Linked DNA regions of Homo sapiens: region 2 is linked to region 1. A link is a loop called in an ENCODE intact Hi-C map of the cell type or tissue named here. Cell type or tissue: K562. All regions are shown on one strand. Region 1 overlaps IGF1 (insulin like growth factor 1). Region 2 overlaps LINC02456 (long intergenic non-protein coding RNA 2456).

The links. Hi-C counts contacts between places; a loop is a spot of excess contacts. Peaks named below come from ENCODE experiments on the same cell type or tissue, not always from the same donor. Only the 100,000 strongest peaks of a DNase experiment are listed, where the experiment ranks them.
Region 2: a loop joins it to region 1, with 3 times the contacts of the local background. A loop is called at or near these places in 1 of 110 quality-filtered maps.

What each region holds. Positions count from the first base shown.
Region 1 is chr12:102,427,976-102,432,975 of GRCh38, reverse strand. The region is part of intron 2 of IGF1 (insulin like growth factor 1); the gene reads left to right. All of the region lies in intron 10 of LINC02456 (long intergenic non-protein coding RNA 2456), which reads right to left. Among named protein-coding and RNA genes, the nearest start is that of IGF1, 50 kb to the left of the region's middle. In K562, no CTCF peak of the experiment used is centred here; a DNase peak (open chromatin) is centred at 3,065.
Region 2 is chr12:102,315,314-102,320,313 of GRCh38, reverse strand. It overlaps LINC02456 (long intergenic non-protein coding RNA 2456), which reads right to left. Exons shown (of 13, transcript XR_007063427.1): 5 at 4,824-5,000. Among named protein-coding and RNA genes, the nearest start is that of LINC02456, 38 kb to the right of the region's middle. In K562, no CTCF peak of the experiment used is centred here; no DNase peak of the experiment used is centred here.

The DNA.
Region 1 (5,000 bases):
GTGTTGAACCTCTCTCCCTACCCCAGAGAAGAAACCTCATACGTACTTGGTGATTTTCTTTTTAAGTTTTTTATTTTTATTTATTTGTTTATGTATTTATGTATGTATGTATGTATGTATGTATGTATTTTTATTATACTTTAAGTTTTAGGGTACATGTGCACAACGTGCAGGTTAGTTACATATGTATACAAGTACTTGGTGATTTTCAAAGTTGAGAGACCAGAGTCCCTTGTCATCAATTTCATTTTCCTTGGTTTTACTTCTACTTAGAAAACCTTTGGATGCCAAACTCAAGTCTTGGTTACGCCCCATGTTTCCTTCAAAGGAAACTGCACTAGTAATTGAAAACAGAAATTGGTTCATTTATTCTAACTCACAGGACACAGGTAAGATCCCTGTCTGTGCTCCACCTTGGCTGTCTCTTTTCTAATCCCGGGAGAAAATCTGGATATAATTCTCTGCTTTGTTGATTAAATTCCTCTGGTCCTTATGCAAAATTGTGGGCTTTCATCAAAATAGGATTGTCTGATAATACCCTTTGACTCAGTAATTCCATTCCTTGGAATTTATTCTTATAAATGATCTATGAGTAGTAGAATGTTATGTGTACAAAGACATTTATTGCTGCATTAGTTAAAATGATGATAAAACTAGAAATAGCCTAAATGCCTAGTAATAGGAAAATGGTTACAGCAACAAATGATGGCATATCTACTCAGTAAAATATTCTGCAGTTTTAAAATTATAATTATGAAAACTATATAGCAATATGGGAAACGCTTACAATGTCATGTTAAGTGGGAAAAAATACAGTACTGCATTAAATTTAGGTTATGGCTGTAGCTATGCCAAAATAATGTATGTATCTGGATGAGAAACAGAAACAATTTTGAAAAATGAAGATAAAGTGATTTGCTGGGATATCAAGATTATGGGTAAAAACTTCTCTATTTCAGTGTCTGCTAAAGTTGTTATAACTTTATGCAATTCAAGGGTCTTGGCAGGCTATGAAACAAGGCTGACTGCCCCATCTGAAACTGAAAGGGTCACAATGCACTGGGTAAGATGTGAGCATGCAAGAGCTATGTCCTAAACTGCGGAAGTGCACAGACTTCTCTCTCAAGGGAAAAAGCCATGCATGGCATTCCTTCTGGCATTCTCTAGAATACCTAGGATAAAACTCTGTGCAACTCCATGTACTCAAATCCTGGGGTTAGTGGGTCCATTTAGATGCCTTCACCCATATTCTTCATTGATATTAGCATCATGTGCCCACAAGAATCCCAGTAAAGGTATCAACTTCAGAGTTCTTCATCACCAGGGAATTCTCTCACTTTCAAGGTGTTCCCGAGTAAGGTGACCTGGCTTTGCAGCTTACTAGATGTATGATTTAGGTCAAGGTACTTAACCTTGCTAAGCCTCAGCTTTCTAAAATGTAAAATGGATGTAGTAATAATGCTGCCTCCATGTAGATACTGCACATGTGTAAATAAGACAAGAAAAGTAATATTTACTATAGTAGCTTAGTAGGAAGCACTCAATAAAGGGAAGCTATTGGTAGTGTATTATTGCAAACGCCCTGATTTTTCTAAATGTCAAGGAGAAACTTGTGTTTAATGGAATAGTTTTCAACTTCATTTGATTATATCTTTGGGTCTTGTTATAGTGCCTTCTCTCTCAGTAGCTAATTAGTATCCTCTAAGTTTGAGTCTTTTCAAGCGTTCACGCTTCCATGGAAGTGTTTTCTGCACTGTGTTTAAATCACGTTAGAGAACTTAACTAAGCTTCAAGCCTAGTAGTGTGGTATGTGTAGTTATTCTGACATTCAGAGAAATGCAGAAGTTCAGGCCAGATAGAAGGCTAAGAGAAAGAGACCCCTTGGTGATGCCACAGATGACTAACCCAGATGGGGGAGATGAGAAGGCTGGGGAGCTAAGAGCCACAGCCAGACACAAGAGAGGAATTTGGTTTGAAAAGAGAGTATTAAGACATCAACAGCCTGGAAAGAGAAGTACAGGCTGATTTGTGACCTGTTGAGCACCAAGAAAAAAGATGTGGCAAAAGAAGGCACAGATGTTCTGAAAAATGCAAAGAATTTGTGATGGCTCAGAGTCCAACTGAGGGAAATGACTGCCAAAGGCAGATCTCAGTGGACCGTGGGAGCACTGGCTCGATGAGAAGACATGAGGAGGCTAGGACTTCATAACTGACCTTTACCAGAGTGTCTTCCTGACCCAGAGCAAGGAAGAGAGATGAAGAGGAGAAGATGAACAAGTCGTTTGAGAAGAAAAATAAATTAGCAAGTCTTTAGAAGTAGATTAAAATATTCCTGAACCAGCAGCCTGCTTTTTACTAAAATTCTTTTTTTTAAGTCATCTTCAATGGCTTGAACTTACAGTTCAGTTAAGAGGATGTGTGTAGCTCTGTCTACATTCTCTCATCAGAACTCCTACTACTCAGAGTCAAAAGCTTCACTTCTTTCCTTCTATCCTTATCATATGGAAGCTGCTACAATACCTTGAGGGTCATTTCATTCGTCAGCCTAAAGGTTACTAAATGTAGCTTTTATATAAACAGGCATCCAGTTAACATAGTGGAGATTACAAAGACCATACCCAGCAGGAGGTCAGTGGATTTTGATATTCTCCTTTTTCCCAAAGGGAAGAGGCTTCCCATTGGGGTTACAAAGTAGCAGGTACTTGGCTGGAAGGCTGAGAAGAGAGAATGGAGGCTGCCCTGTTGAAAGACTGTGTATCAGAAAGGAATGTTTAAATCCTGAACTTAGGCCCTCACTTCTGCTTGAGCAGAGCAGAGCTACTTATGCCTAAGTATTGGCATAAGTGATGCCTCCACACAGCTTTCTCAAACCCAGATGTGAGACAAAGAGAGCAGACAGAAGGCAAGTGTCCAGGGAAATAAAATGGCCCACAAGCAGTTATCCTGGCCCAGTGTCCCTGCACCAAAGGAGCTTCCCCAGCTGTGTGTCACATTAGGTCTCACATTGCGTATTCTCAAGGAGGCCAACTAATTCTGTAACCATGGATAGGTCCTGTGATAAATTGGAAAATGACTTCTGGGGCAACAGTCTCTAGTTCTCAGAAAGGAAATTCACAGAAGTGAGCGGTTGGCCAGAAGGCCAAAAGGCCATTGCCTCAGAGTGGATCCCAAAGCAGAGTGATGTGGCCATTCACAGCATGTTTGAGTATGTAAGAAAAAAGAAAAATAAGAAAGGGTATGATTTCTCCTGCCAATATCATAAGCTGAGAATATTTTTCTTTGCTGAATTCAGTAAAATAAATCAGAGATTTTTCTCGATGGATAATTACATTTGTTAAAAAGCATTTAAGGAGGTTTGGGAATCTGGGCATGATGTTGGTCCCAGATGAAATAAAGATGAGAACATGATTTAGCTTGGAGACAAACTGTAACTTAAACCACACCTCTCTTTTTCTTTTTCCTTATTCATAGTTCATTTCTTCAATTCAGAAAAATAGTTTTCATGGGGGAGGGGATTGGGAGGAGTGCAATGGCTAAAAAACAGGCTCAGTGAAGGCCAGAAGATTACTAAGAAACCTCTTCAGTTGACCTTGAGTTTGCTGCAATATCCAAAGATATATGGCATTCTAAAATACAATAATTTAAGGAAGGCATTTACAGTTTCATGGTCATGTTTAAGCAATAATATATTAAGAATAAAAGGGAAAGAAATAATAGCAGCAAAATCCTGCAGAAAGAAAAGAAATAATGGTCTGATGAGTCCAGATTTTATCTGAAATTCCTGAAATAATGTTATCACACCCTAAATGAACCATTCAGCCTCAGTCTGCATACTTGCTTGGTATTTTGAAAAAAAATAATATAATACCACAACATGCTTGAGCACTCTTCGTATAGACTTTTAAATTTTACTGAACTTAGCAGTAATTTATTTTACCAAAAAAAGAGGATGGCATTTGAAAAACTATGTTTAATCTTTATCTTCTGATTTTATATTCTGGGCAGATGTTGGGTACCAATGGCATAGATGATGTCCTGTCTGGAAGCCCATTCATACTATCAGAGATAACATGTAGTTACGGCTAGACATTTCCAAGGAAACTATGCATCTGTCCACCTGAAAATAAGTGAATATCACACAGAGAACTCATGTAGCATTGACAGACACCAAGGAAATTAGTGAAAGAAAACATTGGCCTATGTTAAACACTAGGAAATAAAGCAATCTTGTCAACAATATTAACAGTCCTCCTGGGGCCGAAAGAGTCATTTGTTTACCTTATGAAGATGCGGCTTTGTGAAGAATAAAAGTAAAAGGCCATGCCCAAGGATTATTAGAAAGACTCTTCTCATACTAATTCTCATTTCTGAGTGCCCACAGAAGTGAGGGCCATCTCTCTTTCCTTAGGACTCCGGTTTTCAAAATGTAGTTTGATTCTATCACCTGCTTCAAATGACTCTCTAAAGGGCTCTTTGTGCCCTACCTTGAGCTGGCTTCTGCAATCCATATGGATGGGCTTGTCTCCTTCCCCTAATCAAGCCCAACTCCAAATTAGACATTTTCCTTCATCAGACTCAACACTGATCCCTGCTTTCCTTAAATTCAGCTTATACATCTTGTTTACATCCAAAATTAAATCTAAAAAAGAGAAAACTCTTGGTTTTCTCATCAAACTTCTCTTCACTACTATACTCCCCTATTATTAGCTAGAAACATTAATATGCCATATATATATATACACATTATTGATTACAAAGTGGGTCGTTCATGACCATCTGGATATTTAGGGTCATCTTTTTAGAAGGGGTGCTTGATATTATCTAGCACATTTGGTTGTTTACATGAGAAACTGAATCTCAGAGAATTTGGGTGACTTGTGCATCCACACAGAGGATTTGGGGCTGTAATCCAATGTTGTTTTCAATATACCATATTGCCTTGTTTTTATTCCCTCTCTGCATATGGCACTGTGCTAGGTGCTATAGAAACATTCCCCAGG
Region 2 (5,000 bases), 110 kb after region 1:
AAAAAAATTATTTCTTAAAAAAATAAACATTTAGTGGCACTTACTATCTGGCATTCTTCTAAGTCTTACAACCACTCTGTGAGGCTGATAGACCCATTTTATGGATTGCAAAAAGGAAACACAGAGAAGTAATTTTCTCAAGGTTATACAGGTAGTAATTGAAAAACGCCAGGATTCAACCCAGGAATCTGGTCCTAGACTCTGTGATTTTACTCACTCCGCTGCCACTTAACTAAGAGATCTTGAATAGAAATTTCAGGTTGACTAGAGATTTCTGGAAATCTTCGAAGAATTTCGGGACCCAGAATGACTTTTAGGCATATCTCCTGATAATAACCCACCAAGAGATCATTCAACCTGTGCTAGAACATCTCCACCAGTAAGAAACTCACTATGTATCAAGACGACTCATTGAACAAATGTAGTTATTAGTAAGTTCTTGATTCTGTTATGATAAAATCTATTTTTGTTACAATAAAATATTTTCTTGTTGCATCATCTATTAATTTTGATTCTATTCTTTTGAGTATGTAGTATAAATCTAAGCTCTCATTCTCATGTCTTCCCTTCAAATATATGAAGAATCATATATCATATATAGTTTCAAGAATCATTACGAGCCTCATCACTGTCCCCTAAACATAATCTAGTTTGTCTGCATCACTCTTAAAGTGGGCTGCATATAACTGAACAAAGTACTAAAGCATGGTCTGATCAAGGCTGGATATGACAATACCTTCAATTTCCTTAACTCCAAGTTTCTTAACAATATTATGTACAAGAGACACTAACTCTTTTGAGTGAGTCATATCACATCAACAATTCATATTGAACTATCACTTATTGAACTATACATAAAATACAGTATAGTTCCAAAAGAGTACAGAAAACATATGTACAGTGTGAAGAACTAGAATAGAAATCAACATCTGTGTATTCACAACTCAACTTTAGAAATATAACACTAAAGTGGTAGAAACCTCCACATACATCTCTCTGTTTGAGGCTCTCTTCCCGTTCCCCAAAGTAAGCATTAGATGGTATTTTGTGTTCATTTCCATGTGTTTTTCATTATGGTTTTACCAAACATGTGTCCTTAAACAATAAATTGCTTAATTTTACCTTAAAAATATTTTATAAATGGAGTCATAATGTGTTTATTCTTGTTTCACTCAATATTATGTTATGGAGAGTCATCCTTTAAGTTCATTTTATACCTTTCACTGCCAAGAGGAATCTATCCAAATTTTTCCCATAGGGTGAATAAAATTTTACATTTATCTCTGTTACATAGAATATACCCATCTCTTTCATCTTAGAAAACATCTTACTGAGTAAGAAAAACCTTAAATTGGTATAGGGGTACTGCCCACACTGTAACCCCTGGATCCCTTCAAACACAGAAGCCCCAAGTCTTAAAGGAATTGCTTGAGAAGTAACTACGCTTCCATGATTTAAACTACATACTGAACAAAATGGTCTTTAATTAAAAATAAAAAAGTCAGGTGCCTAATAAATTTAAAGCTGATTTTGATTAAGCTCAAAGGCAAATTATAATTTTATATTATTTACCACAGGTGTAAAGTATGCACATTTAGTTTTTTTGAGCAAATAGATTTCTTTAATTAACATTTTCAAGTGATCTTAGCACAGAAAGTCATTATGCCACTTGAAAATAAGGAACTTTTAATTATTATGCAGGATATTTTTAGTTATCCTCCATAATAATTAAAGGACTATAATTCTTGGTAAATATAGAAGCAACACTAAATTCCTAGAATCAGATAATGTGGAAACTCTGAAAATCCGTTTAATTCTCTCTCTCTCTCTCCATCTCTGTCTCGCTCTCTGTTTCTCTCTTCTCTCTCTTCTCTCTCTCTCTCTCTCTCTCTCTCTCACACACACACACACACACACAGAAACATAATACATTATAGTAAATTACGGTAAAGGACTATAATTCTTGATAAATATGGAGGCAACACTAAATTCCTAGAATCAGATAACATGGAAACTCAAACTCCATGTTTAATTATATCTGTCTCTCTCTCTGTGTCTTTCTCTCTTTCTCTTCTCCCCCACCACCACGCACACAAACACACACTCCTGAAACTCATAAGTAGATGAAACAATACCCCGAGGTACCCTTTAAAAATCAGAACTGCTAGTCTGCAGGAAAAGAGCTTAATTTCCTCTCTTTTCCCCTTCTAATCTTCTAGTGGAGGTGCCAAATAGCAGCAGAAACATCAAAAGGCAAATGAAAAGGAGGACAGAGGAGAAAAGATCCTGGTTCATGCCTGTCATTTCCATGCAATCTTTTATCACACATTGACTAGGCATAATAGGGAGGTGTCAATAAGTAATGACCTTAGGACAGTAGAGGGGATCACTTACCTATCATTTTAGATCAAGGAGCCCCTGTTATCCAATAGTGGGAGAATAAACACTGATAAACACACCTCACTACTGTATTTATTTAAAAGCAAAGCTAATATACAGCAGGGAGAATGTTCAAAAACCATTATCCTGTCCTGTCCTACTAAGAATAACATGTCTACAATCCCTATTAATTTTTTCAACCAATAGATAGGTACATATTCAACTTGAATGAAAAGCCAACAAATCATCTAGAAATATTCTTATTTTCCACCAATGTTTTGATGAAACCTGATGGTTTAGGTATGTAGAAAAATACATTAGTCAGGATAGGCAACTGCAATAACAAACCACCCCTAAAAACCTCACTGGCTTGTACCAAAAATAGTTTACTGCGGCTCACACTACTTGCCAGGGCTCTTATCAATTGTCGGGTCAAAAAGATCTCTTCCCCAATTATTCAGGATGATGAAGGCTCTACCATATGGCCTTCTTGGTCAATAGAGAAAAGTAAAAGATAGATGGAGACGTTTGTGTGGACTCTTCTAAGATTCATATCAGAGGCAATATATGTCATTTCGAGCCCATTGACCACAACTAACCACATGACTCAACCCAACTGCAAGAATTCTAGGAAATTTGGGGGAACATTACTGTCTTTGCCATAAAACAGTATCCAAATCCAGACTTTATGATGGTAGAAAGTTAGCAATCTCTCATTTTTTTAACCTCCTTTCTCTACCAGAGAAACATTCATGAAAACCCAATAAGAAAGGCAAATTTTCAATAGCCCAGGAAACTAGCAGTGTTCATCAATGATCTATCTGAATGCAATAAAAAATTCTACTAGTCAAAAGGCAGAAAACCTGTAAACAATTTGCAGAGGCATGTGGACAAAAATACATTAGAATAAATTCATCCATTTAGTCCGGGTTTTTGCGTTTAAAGTTTGCCTTGGCTGGCCTTGGTTGATTCAGAGTTGCTGCCAAAAGCAGCCTGGGATATTTCATTACCTCCTCAATCAGCTACTCATACCAGTCTCTGCAGTTCAATTTAACTGTGAGTACAGATAGCTGGGAAGAGCTTTAGAGGCTTGACATTTCCTCTTAGTGAGAAATTTAGTAGGATAAGAAAATTTCTTGTTAGGCAATCAGAATTCACATGAAATAAAAGACTGGAAAACACTATAAAATAGGTAAGGAGCTATGCATATCAACCAGTCTCCCAGCTTATGATATGAGGTTCCTAGCAGCAAGTGATGGGAAGCTGGCACAAATCAAAGAGAATCCAGCAACCTTTTATAACTGATATTGTCCTAATAAGTAGTTTGGGATATAAGCAATGACCTCTGAGTAATTGTTTTAAAAAAGGTACTGAATGGAGGAAGAGAGTAGAACAATATTGACCATCTTAGAAAACAGCTGTAATGCAACACTAAGCTCTATTTGCCCAGATTAGTAGGAACCTTTACTATCGGTTCCCTAGAGATCCCCATTCCTGAGTCTAAAAACCCTCCAGGATGCTAACTCATCTTATAGAACAGTCTTGCCTGCTTCTCCTTGATTCTGATACCAGAAATAAGATGCATTTCCTTGAGGATAGAAGATCTACTATAGTTTCTGAAATCTGGTTGAGAGGCGGGGACTCCCTTCTCTCCAGACCCTACTCGTGGAATACAGGGTGTACCTTGGTGCCACTGAAAATACTGCGGCCTCAGTTGCCCTTTCCCTGGCTCATGGGGCAAGGGTGTGATAAAAGAAAAACTTCAGCCAAATTAAACTTAAAGGAGTTTAATTGAGCAATGAATGATTCATGATTCGGGCAGCCCCCAGAATCACAGCAGATTCACAGACTCCAGGGGTGTCTCCTGGTCAGAAAAAATGTATAGACAAAAATGTTAAAGTGACACACAGGAATCAGAAGTGAGGTACACAAACAGCGAGATTGGCTACAGCTCCACGTTTGCCTTATTTGAACCCATGCCTATTAAGAGGGAGACATTTCTAATTATTGCCTCTTGTATTCTAAACCATGGAAAAAGGACCTAACAAATTATGTCCTTCTAGAAGAGTGAAGGCCTCCTGGCAATGTTCTCTTTAATCCATGATGTGGGTTAAGAGGAGTTTTGACTGATTATGAGTCAACATATGTACCACTAAAGTTTCTCACCCACCTTGGGCCTTCATCTTTTATCTATTAAAGTATAAGTTTATTTATGTATAAGGCTGGCTTCCCGCAAAATCCTTCACAAATAAAATTATACCCTATAAGTGCACATTATAGACCCACTTTTCATTTCTGTTGCTCATAGAGGCATAAACAAGGTAAAAATATTCAAAGGTAAGAGTCTCATGATAGTAGAAGTTTTGACCTGTGATCTTGGGAAAAGCTGTTCACATCAAGGATGCCATCTTTTTCTGGGGAGAAACTTTCCTGGTTAGTTTTACCTTAAGAGTTCCAATGGGTGTACAGTTCCAGGAGTATGGAGGGACCCTTCTCAGTTGTGAGATTATAAATCCAAGGTTCAAGGCTCCAAAGTTTTACTGTAGTGTGGATGGCAAAGATAGTCTTTCTCTGATGTTTTCAGAAGATCCAATCTACGGGTTCCCGATTGTGAAGGTCTT